2 separate regions of the Mus musculus genome follow, and region 2 is linked to region 1. A link is a contact called in ENCODE Hi-C or POLR2A ChIA-PET data. All regions are on one chromosome and are shown on one strand. The core of a region is the stretch at or near the end of the contact, and the rest is flanking DNA. Distances in the headings are between cores, read along the strand shown.

Evidence for each region. Hi-C counts contacts between places; a loop is a spot of excess contacts on that map. ChIA-PET counts read pairs that join two places held with the same protein, here RNA polymerase II (POLR2A).
Region 2: a map of gastrocnemius shows a loop between it and region 1 (2.3-fold over the local background). The contact joins two enhancer-like sites. A Hi-C loop is called at or near these places in 1 of 37 maps with a recorded cell type or tissue (gastrocnemius). POLR2A ChIA-PET finds 5 or more read pairs at or near these places in 1 of 5 experiments (Patski).

Annotation. Positions count from the first base shown.
Region 1 is chr12:70,541,021-70,548,938 of GRCm38, forward strand. It overlaps Gm32219 (a long non-coding RNA gene), which reads left to right. Exons shown (of 4, transcript XR_872795.2): 3 at 775-1,152; 4 at 2,874-3,567. Among named protein-coding and RNA genes, the nearest start is that of Gm32219, 9.3 kb to the left of the region's middle. Within about 2 kb of position 4,394, at least 1 of the 3 ENCODE cell types and tissues checked has a DNase peak (open chromatin) inside an H3K27ac peak, as active enhancers do; it is gastrocnemius, where a contact is called at or near this core.
Region 2 is chr12:70,581,924-70,589,841 of GRCm38, forward strand. No RefSeq gene overlaps it. Among named protein-coding and RNA genes, the nearest start is that of Gm40436, 4.7 kb to the right of the region's middle. Within about 2 kb of position 4,918, at least 1 of the 3 ENCODE cell types and tissues checked has a DNase peak (open chromatin) inside an H3K27ac peak, as active enhancers do; it is gastrocnemius, where a contact is called at or near this core.

The sequences.
Region 1 (7,918 bases), core at 3,144-5,643:
TTCGAGGTTAATGAGCTCTCCCTAATCCACTTCAAAAGGGTCAAATCCTTCTCTTTTATTTGACCCCATAATGCTACTGGTCATTGTCTAGGGGCCTTGTGGATGAGGAAGCTGTAGCCTGCCTATCCCCCAATTTAACCCCACCCCCACCCCTGATCAACTGCCTTATGTTTCTAGGTCAGTTGTGAGTTCGGCGGTGTGTGTGTCCTAACACTGTACACAGACACTGATATTAAGGGCTGCTTTGACTCTGGAGTCCTTTGAGGAAAAGCCTTAATTGTTCAATGCTATAGCCGATGAGAAAATATTATGTTAACTTTTCCACATCCATGAGTTTGTGTAATGTTTACATCTCTGCAGAGTAGGTGTTATTATTATCATTTTACGGAGGAATAAGTTGATGCTTAGAAGTAAGGCAACCCCTCTGTGTTTGATAAGTAACTGAGAAAGGGTCCTCGCCTCTGTCCTAGGGTAGAGCCCAATGGTATTGTGAAAGAGAATCTCAAGCCTGAGGTCCATGCCCTGGACAACCCTAGTCCACGTGAGCTCATGTGTCTATATAAGGAAGAATCTTGGCTCTATCAGTGTGTGAAAGGCCTGTGGTGCCATGAAGCTAAGAGCTCCACTCTCAACTCTCAGAGCCGGTGGACTGTCAGCTGACTCTGGCATTGGGTCAATATTCAGTTGAACCAGTCAGGGTCCAGATGAACCAGGACTCCTGCCCTGTGTTTCTACCATTTTCTTAGCTTTACCTAATATTGTATTTGCCCTCAGAGCAATGTTCAGGTCCTCGAGGACTTGGCATTCCACACCTCTTCTGGCTCCAGGAGATGGAGGAGAGTTGACTCAAACCTTCCGCTCAAACACTCCAGCAAACCGGGACTTCTGTGTAACATCAGTGTCCTCTTACCATATGTCCAAAGGGAGTGCATGTCTTTCTCCTCCAGCCAACGAAACTTGGGGGCTCAATTCTGACTGGACCAACTAAGATCATGTGACCAGCATGTCCAGTTACTGCGACTGAGAGATACCATACGCGGATTGGCCACAGCATCTGTTCCTTACCCATGTCTGGCTTATTCAGAGTCTTAAAGTGGGTACAACTATGCTTAGTAACTTCGGCCATTCATAACCCACCATGGAGGTCTTGAGGTAAGAGTCAGTTTTATCAGTATAACTATTTTCTAATGCTTAGGGGGCGAGGTGAAAAGAATGAACTATTCAGGTATTTAGTATTCCCTGGGTATCTCATAGGAAATCTTAGACCAAACAATCTCACGGAAATGAGATGAAGGTAAATTCAGCTTCAAGTAGGAAGCTTTTGGCTTCATTTTTCCCATCTGAGGAGTGCAGCATGCTCACCTTTTCTGCAGCCCTAGTCAGAATGTATCTGTGAGGCACAATGCCCGAACCAAGTAGGAGAGCTTTCCTATTGATACCATTGTAACTAGAATACCTGTTTCTGAGTAATCCTGCCATAGCATTCATTACACTGCCCTGACATACTTCCCATTATTTTATTTAAGAGTGTGGAGTCTCTGACTCCAGGGGTGGGAGGGGTAGATGAAGGACATTTGAAAACGAGAGTGTGAAGGAAGACAGAAGTCTTTAATGAGAACTGCACAGAGTGATGGCTGCATGTGTCTGAAAATATAATTAGCCCCCCTTTTGTTTGCTTGATAGAGTTTTTTGATAGATAGGATCTTGACAGCTCTGTTATGAAATGTTAAAATGTAATTTAGTTAAAAAAAACCTTAATTATCTTAAATTATAGTCTGAAGACTAGCTCAGGGCTTTGATCCTTTCGTGTGTGGGACATAGCAGGGGCTGCAGGAGAGCCCCTCCAGATGCTCTGATTGCATAAAGGAAAACGAAAAACCTAGTTCACTGGTGCCCTGTCCACAGCTAGGGGGTGTGCAGATAGAGAGATACCAGCAGGATTTACCTCCTGTCCACTCAGAACCGATGGGCATTGTGGGTATTTCCATTCATCAGGGAATAAAACTCAGGCTCCTAAGTGCAGCGTTTGGGCTCTTGAAGAGCTAGCAGCAACAACCTACATCTCAGGCAGACGGTGGTGCAGAGCAGGCAGTGCAGGCTGCAGGGCTGGGTCACAAACCTAAGCCTTCCCAGACATCTTGCTGAGGAACTAGGCTTGCTATTGAAGGTCCCCAGGCCTTGTTCAGTTTATCACAAAAACTGAGCAGACATCGGACTGTTTCAGTGTGTTCAAAGCACACCATTACTTCTCAGTTCTCTCCGGTCCCCACCAATTCTGCCTTCTGTCCTCCCTTCATACCTGGTTCTTTTCTATCCTGCAAGTCTCCTTCCCTCCCTCCTACTCTCTCTCTTTCTCCCTCCCTCTCTCTCTCTCTTTCTCCCTCCTTCCCTCTCCCTCCCTCTTGATAGCAAATGTTCCTTAGACACAGGCTGCATGACTACCCTCCCCTCTTCACGCCCTAGCACCAGGAGAGTGAGTGTAACTTGGCCGAGTGCCCAGTATACCTTCATGATAAAAAACAAGAGTTCACCAACACCCACCATCCATTTGGCTTTAGCAGCTATCAATAAAGCAACCAGAATATCAATAATGAACCAGAAATAGAGGGGTTTGGGGAGGGGAGTCAGAGTGTTCGGGTTTGCCCTGGAGTCAGACGCTCTGCGTTTGAAGCCTGGTTGAATGGTGACCTCAGGCAAGTAGCCACTCTGTAACTCCGTTTCCTCATTAAAATGTGAGTGGCAGTAGGACTTTCTTCAAAGGCTTATTGTGAGGAACAGCATACAATCACATATATAAAATTACTTAGGAGGGAACATAGAGTCCTAATTAATTCTTATAATGACCCCTGATGGAGTTTCTATCATTTTCTCAGCTATAGATAAGAGGAAACCGAAGCCTGAGCAGGAAGAGAGCTGTCCCAACGATGTCTAGAAAGTGACACAGTCAGATTCGCAGCACACTGGTCTCATCCAGAACTATGCTTCACCACTGGCCCGGCTGCCTGCTGTTCCCCTGTGCTTGGACCCCAGGACTGAGTGGGACCAGCAAGTCTATGACACCCACAAGGCTGACGCTCTGTATGGATGCTCTTCTCCTCTGACTTCTTACTGAACAGGGATCAAGTTTAATGCAGTTTTGGATGTAAATGCTTGCAGCTATCATTTCAAAGGGAGACTCCTGATTTAAAAAAAAAAAGGCTTTGTCAAGTTCCGGGGGTACAGGAAGATGACTCTCTTAAGGCTTGGGGGAGTTGAAAGAGAATTTCACACTTGCTAATCGGCCTGATGCACAGGTCCTTCCTTAGGGCCTGTGAGGGTCCAGTGTGCCCCCCCCCCCATACGAAAATGGGTGTGCACGCTTCCCTCTCCTTCACCCATCAGTGTGTTTATGCTCAGTCTTCCTGCTCTTCGCTGTGCCTGGCTCGGGCTCCCGCACACCTGCAGGGAGCAGGAGGCATTACTTTTCCCCGCCCCCACAGGATTCCTGTGAACCCCAGGGTGGAAGCGAGGTCCTGAGGTCCTCAGGGGAAGAAGAGCAGATAGTAAATTGTATTTTTCTTCACGGTACCTTGCACTTTCACGTGGTTGTCTCAGAGGAAACACAAGCAGATCTCTGTGGGATAGCTCTCCTGCCAGAAAGCTCTCAGGAGCACCCAGCCCTCCGTTAGAGGCGTCTCAGGAGAGGGTACGTCTCCTATTTTATTGAAACACTTCCCGAGGTAGAGTCTGATTATGTATAGATGATCATTTGTACAAGGTCCTGTCACTTTGGGGCCTGGCTGTTTCATATTTTCTTTGAGGAAAATGTATTTTAAACATCTCCCCCCAACTTGGTTAATAGTTGCTCTCCATATAAAGTCTGTGTGAGTGAGCAAGATGGGCGTGCAAATGGCTGCAGAAATGGGTGTGGGAAACCATTTGGCCTCTGGTCTCAGTATGCTCATGCTAGGACACACAGACACTTAACCTGCTTGTCAGAGAGATGCCTGGCTGTCCTCGGCCCTGCCTGTTCCCTTCCTTATCCACACGTGGCACAGCAAATGGAAGGGCTTGCTGAGACATCAACCCGGGGAAGCCAGAATCCCTGTAAAGCTTGCTACCCCCGAAGCCTTTAGAAGAATCAGACATTGGAGGACTTGAAAAACCAAACAAGGAAAGCTGAGCTAAAGAAAGGCTGGAACAAGACGCAACAAGCCTCCTACAAATTATTCATAATTCCATTCTGATTCATAGCAGGAGTCAAAATAGCCTGCAAGCCCAAGGCTGCAGCTGGTGGGGAGAAGCTTGGCTGTGTTTGTTCAGTTCCTCCAATGAGGGCAGGCCAAGTGGAGGCCTGGGGAAGGGAGATCCCTGTAGATAAAAACGAGTCTTCAAGGCCAAATGGTCTTTTGGCTGAAGGTTCCAGATATTTGGTAACCAGATTTGGACTCTAACCAGGGAAGAGGTGGAGGAGAATCTAAGCCACTGTGGCTAGATAGACCTCCCTGGGGGTGGGGAATGCCCCTTCTCTGCCTTCATCCTACCCTTTGCAGATTATATCTGGCAAATGAGGTCCCTGTGGCCCGCCATTTTTGTCAGGTCACACCCCAGACCCGTGAATCAGCCAGCCAATTCACTATTCAAGAAAAGACCCCTGACTCTCTGTATCAAATGTTTAACTCCCCTGCTGAAGGAAGTCTCGCAGAAAACTCCCTTTGGGGGCTTTGGGTTTTTCTACCAAGAGAAGAGGCTGTAATGGTCCTGATAGGTAAACAAATTTTGGTGCATGCAGAGGTGCAATGGTTTGGAACACGGACGAGTAAGGGTTTGCTGGGCACCTTTGCCATGGAAGAGGAGCTCAGTCCTATTGGCTGTGCCTGCAGGCCTGTGACATCACGGGTGAGAAGCACACAGGGCATATGGCACGTGTTTAGCCTCAGAGGACTTTCACCCTGAAGCTCAGCATCTCCTGTGAAGTGACATGTGGCTTGGGGGCTAAGTTGCTTGATGTAAAAGCTAAATGTTAGTTAAAAACACAACCTGAAGTGCCCATGGGGGAGATGGGTCATAAGACGGATAGTGAAGAACGGACGGACAGGGTTAAGGTCTTCAAAAAAGAAAGGTGTTCCCAGCAAGAGGAGTGTGCTCTCAAGAATCATAGAGGTACTGATTTTCTGGAGAGAAGGGATGTCCTGGAAGGTATGAAATAAATGGGCTGAACCATGAAGGGCCCCAGAAATCTATGAAGAACAATTTAGAAAACAAGGGAGAGCTGTTTGCTTTTTTTTTTTTTTTAGTAGCAGGGACTGTGTTCTTCCATGGCTTCTCAGGAGGAGAAAAGATATTGTTTCATGGGAATCCAAAGCTGAGTACCACTCACATCCTAGAAACAGCTGGAGAGACCCAGCTTAGAGTTTGCATTTGAGATGGATGGCTGGGGGCTGATGGGAAGTAGAAGGGAGGTGGTGCTCTGGCTGAGAGGGCCTGGGCAGGGGAAAGGGGCACTCAGTCAGTCAGTCCCAATATGACTGGAGCCAGATATGGAGTTAACTCAAGGTCATGGGCTGGGGAATCTCACAGAGAGGGCCTGGATTCATGAACTGGGCCGGAGGCTGAAGTAGTCATAGAAGCTAGCAAGTAGGGAAAGATTTGATGCTGTGGAATTAGTCAGTTATCCATGGTAAAAATGAGACTGGTAAGATATGCTCTGGAAAAATCGCAACAAGTCAGTGATGGGTCACAGAGCCTTAAAGGCTGGCACTAAAGCTTCATTCAGTTGTGGGATGAGGTCAAGACCAACTGTGATTTGTTGGTGGGGTCATTCCACAGTCTGCATAGAGATGCCATAGGGTTGTAGCTATGTACTGTTGGCATCTAGGAAGCCATGGTGCTCATTTCTGGTGATGTTCATCAGTTAGAAACCACTGAGACAAATCCATGCCATAAGATAAGAATCTTCACATGACATGGAGAGAAACTACAATCATAGCTCAGAGATAGATGAGCAACTGTTTGTCGGGCTGGCTCGGATTGTGTGATGTCGTTTATCCACTGTGCTAACTCTAACTTGGGCTCTACAAGAACGGATGGACTGATGAATTAGTGAAGTGCACTGTGGATTTGGGAAGGCCAAGTGAACGGTGGCCTCAGCCCCATTGTTTAGCATGTCTTATTTGGCTTCAGTCTCCTGACCTCATAGATAGAAAGTGTGCTCCGTGTGGCCACAGAACTCAGGGAGTGCTCTGAGGCTGGAGCTGAGCACGCTTGATGCCCAGGCCAGCAGTCTTCCTCTGGATCGTAGCTTCCCCACCCCACCCCCACCCCACCCACCCCACCCCCACCCCATCCCCTGCACCACAAAGCCGGCACACTGACCTCACTTTCCCAGTCCCGCCCTTGGCCTCTCTTAGGTTTTGCATTAGGAATTTGGCCACAGAACTCATTTGCACAATGACTAAATTTGTTTCACATGTGGGATATGATTCACTTGGGGATGGATTCTAGGAAGAGGAATGGCAAATTGGTTCAGAATCCCCCAAGTGCTGGAAAATGTAATTAACTAGGCCGATGGTGAGAGCTAGTTGGGAGAAGATGAGGAGAATACGAAGGAGGATGAAGGGGGTGGGTTTTTTGTGGGGGGGGGGGACACGGTATGAAGAAGCAGCAGTAGATTGTCCCTTCTCTTACCAGGGTAAAGATGCAGAATTGAGGTCGAGGGTCATAATCTGCTCAGAGGTGGAAGGGTGGGCCAGGGGGATGGGATGGAGGGAGGAACCTGCTCTTTGTCAAGCAATGCTTTGGAGCAGTCACGTGGGTCTTGAGAAGCAGATGGTCAATGAAGATGCTCTAAGCCTGGCTCTTCAGGCACAAAATAGGTACAAAATCCATGTCAACCAAAATAAGTGGCTGTGTGTCCATGTGTCATCCTTACAGATGCCCTGGTGTCCTCTTTATAGAAGTAACTTGGGTCTCTGAATGGTTAACTAACTCCCCTAGTTTGCAAAGTGACTGATCGCATACAGAATTCAAATCCCACTCTCTTTTCCCTGCTGATGTTTTAGGGACCTTGACACTTAAGAAGAAGAACAAAGATGGGGCAGGGGGTATAGTGCCTTAGTAGAGACCTGGCATTGCCAAGGTCCTGAGTTCAACTGCTAGTACTAGGAAACAACAACAACAATGACAAAAAGAAACCAAAGTCCAAGTGAGGACAAGCCTTTGATGATGAATTCTGAAGGGTCACTTTTGGAATCTGAAGGTGTGGATAGAGTGCTTGCTACCATCAATCTTCCTAATGCTGGGGCCATTTAACACAGTTCCTCTTGTTGTGGTGACCCCCAACCATAAAATTATTTTTGTTGCTATGTCATTACTATAATTTTTCTACTTGTATGAACCATAATATAAACATCTGTGTTTTCTGATGGTCTTAGGTGACCCCTGTGAAAGGGCCATTTGAACCCCAAAGGGGTCATGACCCACAGGCTGAGAACCATTGCACAAAGCAATGGATTCCATACGAAGTACCTTATAAACTAGAGGGGGAGGCACATGCCCATAACCACAGCCCTCAGGAGGTGGAGGCAGGAGGATCGTCCTCAGATACAGAGTGAGTTCCAGCCAACCTGAGATACACGTTAGACTCTGCCTCAGTATAATGAGGAAGAATAGGGGTTTCTCCCTGTGTTTGTTTCCATGCATCCTGATAGAAGCCATCAGTGTCTGGTGCATGGTCCTGGTTCTGCCTTTCTCTCTAATTCCTTACACACAGAGCAGCAGAGCAGCAGTGCACACTGCTCTGTTCTTGAGGTATGTGCACGTCTTATTGAGGTTCCTAACAAAAGAACTCAACTTTGCTGCTTCGGTTCTCCAACTTCTCCCCTCCCTGACCCTTATTTATACATATATATATATATGTGTGTGTATATATATATGTATA
Region 2 (7,918 bases), core at 3,668-6,167, 41 kb after region 1:
ACATTTGGTCTAAAAATATGCAATAAATCCACGATTTATTGATCTAAAAATATACAATAAATCCACGATTTATTGATCTAAAATAAACAATAAATCTCACGAGTTTCCCCTTTGTAAGCATTTAAGTGATATGTGTGCTCCAGACTTTAAAATGATACCTATCCCTCACAACTCGTTATGCTACGTGGGTAAAGCTTGTGAGATGGCTTTGAATCATCTCTGCCTGTGGAAAGTTTTTGATCATGTATCCTTTCTGAGGAAGGCCGTTCACTGGGAAGTGCTCGGATCTCTAGCCTATGCTTTGAATCCCAGAGTTCTGTATTAGCATCTTTGCGGTGAAGCCGGCCAGGTTCATCCTGATGCATACGAGTCAGAGTATCTGCACAGCTGAGCAAAGGCTATACTTTTCTTTATTTCCCTTTTAAAAATAGCAATATAAACTTCTGACAGAAAATATGCCCTTCTAACAAAGGTTGAAGTGCACAACACAGAGCTGTGAAGCACAGGCACAGCCGTGTACCGCAGAGCTCACAAGCATCACTAGAACAGAATATTCTTATTTGTTGAATAGCATCCCTACATATCTTCTTCCTCCAAGCATCAACAATCAGCCACATCTCTATTTCTATGACTTTGTCTATTTTTGTCAAATATACTTTAGGTAAGTAGATTTCTGTAATATTTCTCTTTCTGTGGCTGACTTATTTCACTTGGCAAAATGCCCTCATAGTTTAGCCATATTTTAGTGTGTGTCAGGACTTCCCTTTCTAAGGCAGAATGAGAGCTTATTGTATGCATGTCTGTGTATGTGTGCTACTTTCTCTTTATACATTTGTATAGTTATGCTTCCTTATTGTTATGACAAACACCAGACAAAAGCAATCCAAGGAAGGGTTTACTTCATTCAGCTTGCAGTTTGAAGGGATACAGTCCCATGTGGCAATGTGACGGCAATTCGAGCTAGGCAATGTGAGCTAGGTAGCTGCTCATGCTGGCTCAGCAGTGAGGAAGAGAACGGAGAACTGAGGGCTGCAGCTTCACTGGCCTTCCCACAGTGGTGTGTCTCCCAGGCGACTTCAAATCCAGCTACACTGACAGTAAAGATTGCCATTACAACATCTCTCCAATGAGGGACATTTAGGCTGTTTTGTCATCTTGATTATAAGCAACGGGCAATAATACAGTCATTGTGGGAACACAACTATCTCTCATACTACCCTGTCAAATCAACATTTTTGAAAATAACCCCCAGAACTCAGATGCCGTTGTATCATAGAGGAGTTCTGTGTTTGTTTTTTAGTGACCTCCATACGGTTCCCCACATCCCCTTCACCATTTTACACTTCTATCAACAGTTTCAGAGGGCTCCAGTGTCTCTGCATCCTCCCCAAAATTGTTATGTGTCTATGTACACACTGGTTGATCTATTTAATGATTACTTTTATGATCATCCTAATAGATGCAGAGTGATACATTCTGACCATGTAGCCCTAGCTGGTCTAAAACTTGTGATCTTCTTGTCTCAGCTTCTTGGGTGCTAGAATTCTAGCCCAGTTCATTGTGATTTTGATTTGCATTTTCCTAATGGTGCAGCATGTTGAGCACCTGTCTTGTTCATGTATCTGCTGAGCATTCCTGTGTCTTTTATATGTCTTCTTTGGAGAAAAGTTGGTTCAAGTTTTTCTCATTTTTAAATATGTTATTTTGTTGATCTCCTCCTCCACCACCTCTTCCTCCTCTTCCTTCTTGAGGCAGAATTGGAGTTTCTTAAGAGACTTTTAATGTAGATTTTATGCACTAGGATTAAGAGAAAGAAAGGCATTCATGGAAAAAGTAAGATACACCTGAGAACATGGGTGTGGCCTCTCACAGGAGAGTATTGTTCCTTTTGTTTTAATTACTGAAATGTTTGTATGTATTGGGTATTAATTCCCATCAGATGTATGGTGTGCAAACACTATTGTCCATGCAGTGTGCTGTTCTTCCTGTTCAATTGTCTTTGCTGTGTGAAAGCTTTTTATTTCCTTTCCATTTCCTCCCCTTTTCCTCCCTCCATCTCTCCCCCCCTCCCTTCTTTCCTGCCTGCTTCTCTCTCATGCAACATTTCATTGAAACATTCACCATGTTCCTCCAGATGTAGTCGTGCTGTTGGAGCTTCCTTTGTGGTCATAGAACAATCAACACTGAGAGCTGCCAGTCTTTAAAGTCCACCCCATGCAGTGGGAACTCACGCCCTTCTCTCCATGTTGAGAAGACTGGAGAGCCAGCATTTTCTGAATGTATTCTTCTTTTGGTAATTGAGGTTACGGCTTGCCATGAAACTATGTTTAGAAGCTTCATACCTATTTTGCTTGGTAATGCCCTAAATACAAACAATAGCAACCATGGGTAAGAATGTGGAGAAAATGGAAGCTTTGTGCATTGTGGCAGGAATGAAAACTGAGCAGCTGCTATGGAAACAGCATTACAATTGAAAACACAATTGAAAACAAAATTACTCAGTAGCCCTGCAATTCCACTTCTGGGTGGAATTTCACAAGAATCAAAAGTAGAATCTCAAGGGGGTATTTGTAAATTTATGTCCTCAACAGCATTATTCATAAGAGGCAAATGGCAGAAGCAATCCAAATATTCATAAAGAAAACACAGTATGTGCATGCAGTGAAATATTATTTAGTTCTAAAAGGCATTGCAGTTCTGGCCTATGCCATACTGTGCATGGATTCTAAATACATTACACTCAGTGAAATGAGCCAAATGCAATGGCCAAGTCTTGTGTCTACTTCCATAAGTATCTAATGTAGTCAACATAATATAAACAGAAAATATAAACATAAGAAAATGGGAGTTGACAGAGCCTGCTGGTAGAAAGGATGAGTTATTGTTTAGCACGTGTAGAATTTTAGTTTGAGAAGATGAAAAATTCCTGGATGTGGTCAGACAAAATTGTAAATCCTTCAACATCACAGAAATGTACATTTAGCAATGGTTAAGACTATAGTTCTCAACCTGTGGGTCAAGACCCCTTTGGGTGTTGACCGATCCTTTCACAGAGGTTACCTAAGACCATCAGAAAACAGATATTTATATTGTGATTCATAAGAGTAGCAAAGTTACAGTTATGAAGTAGCAACAAAAATAATTTTATGGTTGTGGTCACCCCAACATGAGGAACTGTTCGAGGGGCGCAGCATTAGGAGGGTTGAGAACCAGTGGGTTAAGATGATAGGCAGGTGGTACACAATTTATTACAATTAAAAATTTAAGAACAAAAGGGAAAACAAAGAAATGTTTGTGGAGCCTGTTCTCACTGGGCTCACTGGAAAAAATTCTTATCTTCTATTCCTGAGTTTCGCAATGCTTTCTCCCTGGAAGACAGCAGAGTGCATTTGTTGATAGCAGGCACAGAGTGAACACTTGCGTATCCTCCCACCTATCTCACACAGCCATCACACAAGGCAGGTACAGTCATGATCCACACTTCACAGACGAGTAATGGTCTTAAAGGCCCAGCTAATAACGCCAGTTTTCTTGAGTATTCTTAAGGGGCTGCACAAGTTCATGGCGGAAAAGACTGGGCTACATGATAGAGACACAGTTGTCTGCTTGTAGACATGTAAGAGCTTTGGAGGAAATGGGCCATAGTCACTGTGTCTCATTCTCTCTTTAGGAAACCACGGCTATCATTCTCCTTCATGTGCTAATGACACCATAAGGCTTGCCCCAGAATCTGGAGTCATCCCGAGGTCTGAGAGATGAAAGTGAAGAAATCCATAGAACTTCACCTCTGCTTTATACACGATATCTGTGGAGTCTCACTAGAAAATCACTGCCCAACTTATAGCTCCTTCCATGAACTGTATTCATGCTAGATGTTCCTTTTTGTGAAGGTCTCCTGTTAGCTCCCTGTCCTTGATGAATCCTATCCCTGCTTCCACAATTCACTCAATTTGAATGACAGATAATAGGAGAATTCACATTTCAAATACTTGTTTTGACCAGAGATACAATATAGAAATGGACTGTCTTGTCTCTTTACAAGTCTACCTGGAGGGCCTGACATGCAGTTGGCAAGGGATTTCAGGCTTTCTTGTTCCCTGGAATTGAGAGGTATCCTCATCTTAGCAATGAACTTGAGCCCTTGAATCTGGAAAAGTACTAAGTGGGTGTTAGTTATCGGGTGAGCAATGGTTTATTGATAGTGTTCAATTGTTTCCATGAGGAGATTATTCCAGTACTCAACAGCAATATGCTGGTGTGTGTGTGTGTGTGTGTGTGTGTGTGTGTGTGTGTGTGCATGTGTGTATCTGCAGGTACATGTAAGTGTGGAGGCCAGAGGATAACTTCTGATGTCATCCTTAGAAATGCCTCCTCTGAGACAAAGGGTTTCATTGGCTTGGAGCCCACCAATGACGATAGACTAGCTGGCCAAGGAGCCCCAGGGATTATCTTATCTCTGTCCTTTTGGCATTGACCAAAAGCTCCTGCAGGCCTGGCCAGCATCTTTCCAGTTGGTCCTAGGGATTGAACTTTGACCCTAATGCTGGGAGGCAAGTTTTACCCACAGAGCTACCTCCCTGGCCCTGCAATATGCTCATTTGGCATGAAGATTGTGGTATGATTATGAGTTTTGTTTTACCACTCCGGAATTCCTCCCCAGGGAAGAACTGTATCTTGCTCTTCCCTCTCCTGTCCAGTGTGCAGCGCAGTGTCTTGGCAGCAAGCAGACAGAGCTCCTTGCCTGAATGAATGTGTGCTCTCTTCAGAAATGTGTCAATTATCTAATCCGTGTAATCACTTTTGTGAGGAAGCCTCCTCACATTGCTGGAGAATTCACTGCCAGGGTAAACCTCTGTATATTCCTTTACAATGACAAAAGGTTCGACTTCCCCATGTACCTGGTGAAATGCCACTCCGGCATTGGGAGCTCGATCCACTGGGCACAGACGAGCTTGGAGGAGGAGCTATGAAGATCACCAAGGACAAAGGGCCACTCCAGGGTTCAGAGCTGGTCTCGAAAAGGCCCCTCTTCCCTATCACCATCAGGGATGGGGTTTGGTGACATACATGAAGAACACACTTGGGAGATTATGGGAAGGTGGTGATTTCCAGGACAGGTTTGAGTGACAGAAGGAGATCTTATTTCACAAACAAGACAGAAGAGGGCAAGGAGGGTGTGTGTGCTTTGTGTCACTCCAAGGTTGACCTGCGATTGCCATCTCTGGAAAGGAAAAGTGAAAACTTTCCTCAAATTGTGAGGAAAGTGTGGTTTTCAGCTCTGCCCTCCCACTTCTTCCCTTTGTGTGTAGTCAAGCTTATTGTTGTATAAGTGAGGAAATGGAGGGTCAAGGTGGTAAAGCCATATCTTAGTTAGGAAATGAGTTTAGGCCTAGAATTGATACCTAGGCTCTTGCCCCGATGTGACTGTATCAACCTCCTCTCTGCCTTTCACAAACCCACATCTGTACAGTCCCTTTCTCATAGGCCCTCACCACTGTCCTAACTACCATGGATGGGACACTTACATCCCAGGCACTGTACACTTGCCATGGGTCTTAGTCAACCTCGGCAGCTTTATGAAGTCAATGTAATTATAATCAGTACATTGCAGGAGACCCCACTGAAGTAGATGTTGCACTGCAGTAGAGGCGAGACAGCTGAAGTCTTACGGTTGGCTCTGGCTCAGTATCCCTCACTTTTACACACTGCCCAGCTTCCCCACAACGGCATCACTTCCCCATGGTTCTCACTCCTCAACAGAATGGAAGTTACAAGGTTTTCGATTTAATCTAGTAACAATAATCTAAGATCAAACATAAATACTCCATATTAGTCTAAGAACCTCATGCTAGGTATTTCAATGGCGATTTATCTTCACCTGGTTCTAGAGGCTGGATGCCTGAGACTGCAATGTCCATGCATGCAGGTCCTCCTAAGGCCCCTCTCCTACCCTTCTACATGGCTTTCTCACCTATGAGTCCTCATTCAAGGTTCCCATAGTATAGCCTGTATCCTCTTCTTCTGAGGGTATGTGTCATATTAAAGTAAGGCCTACTGTGTGTTTGATTTAATCACATCTTTAAATAGCCATCTCCAAGTGTGAACTGGGATTGGAGAGGCCTGATACGCTGCCCCTTTTCATAGTATTTTCATCTGGAAACAGGTTTCTTAAATGTTTAATCCTAAAGGAATCATCTGCAGCGGCATGTCACACACTGAGGTGCCGAGAGAGAGGCTGTTTATTGGATGTGGGAAGAGCACTGGCTGAATGTGGGTTTTAACCTCACTTCCCAGGAGACTGGCTAACCCTAACTCTCAGCTCCACATCTGTTCTTGCAGGCACTTAGATGATGAAGAGAGGCAAATCTGACAAGCAGTGCCTGCTCACCGGAACCTCACTGATGCTGCACATTTCTAAGGACCATCCCTTCTAGAAGAATCTGTAAACCTCCCAGTGAAATATGCCTAACGGCTATTTCAAATTCCAAAGATGTCACGGGTGAATTCCCAGGGTCAGCAAATGATAGGGCTTCAGGGCCATTTACTGTGAGCTTGAGAGCTATTTGCTTGGTGTGCAAATAACTCCCTGGCTCCTGACTGAAGAGTGGCCAGTTCTTCTTTCTCAGGAAGGCTCTTAAGTCCTGTTTATAAATCCTCTTTTGTCACCCAGAGCCAGAGAACCTCCAGTTGCACTCTGGTGTTTCCTGGAATGAACTAAACTCCAAGCCAGGATCTAGGTACGGTCTGTCCGAGTGGGCATTAAGTGCTTACCACCTGGAACCCGCAGTATCAGGAGTCCATGAAGAAAGGAGGAAGAAACCTACAAAGGCACTTGGGTTTCTCCTCTCCTGGATAATGTGGCACTTCACACAGTGGGTCCATTATTCAAAATCAAATGGGAACCAAACCCCCATCCTGAGGAAGAGTTGTAGGAACCTCTCCCCTGATCCTTCTGGCTCTGTCCCCTTCTCTATCTACCTTGGCATTTGAACCTGCTTTTCTGGTGAAACAAGTTGGTGGGGATAGTATGTTTTCTTTTGTTTTCCCGTGTCAAACAGGTGTCTGCTTAGGGACAGATATAAATGTTGCCTGGCACTTCCCTGTCCCTCATCACCAAGACTTACCTCCCACTAAGCCCTAGCTATAATTTCTCGTGAAGAAGAGCTGGGTTGAATTTATTACTTCTTGTTTACAACAAAATCTAGGATGTCAAAACATTAAAAATGAAGGCATTCCTCCCCTACTTTGGTATCTAACCCCAATCGTTCTGGGAGATCGGCAAGACTCATACGAGCTGCTTGATGTGTCTGAGCCTTAGCATCCTTCCTTCTGTAAAGTCAGGGCTAAGCTTCCATCTAGCACTGGCTGTGAGTCTTGTAGGAAAACAATCCTGACATTGTAGAGTTGTTCTCCCAGCATTGGCTGCCTCTCTCCTGTGTGAGCATATGCTGGGTGTCTCATCTCTTGGGTCAGTGAGGTGTGGAAGCCGGTGTAGCATGCACTGTGCAAGTCTCTCTTCAGGAGAGGCCTCCTTGGAGCAAGTCTAGGCTTTACCTAGAGAGCTTAAGTGATCCTAAGAGCAGGTCAAAGCTTGAGCGAGAGGGTGGGTCCTAGAAGGGGAGACTCCACACATTTGTTTTTGATCTTCAGAACACAGCAGATGGACTTAAGATATCTTGGGATCTGTCAGTAAGCATTCTTGTCAGGAGGCCAGAGGATGGTGCCAGAACCTTGTGTGCTAGGTTGTGCTGAAGAGTGACATTTCCTTATGTGCCTTGGGAGACTAAGGCCTGCTTCCTGCTCCAAGCAAGGAGCATGCTGTACAGAGAGGCAGAGAGCTACAGTGGTCTGTGGTTCCTTCATAGGTCTTAGGCCTAGCCAAGAATCTATCTAGTCCTCCCTGTTCCCCCTACATTCT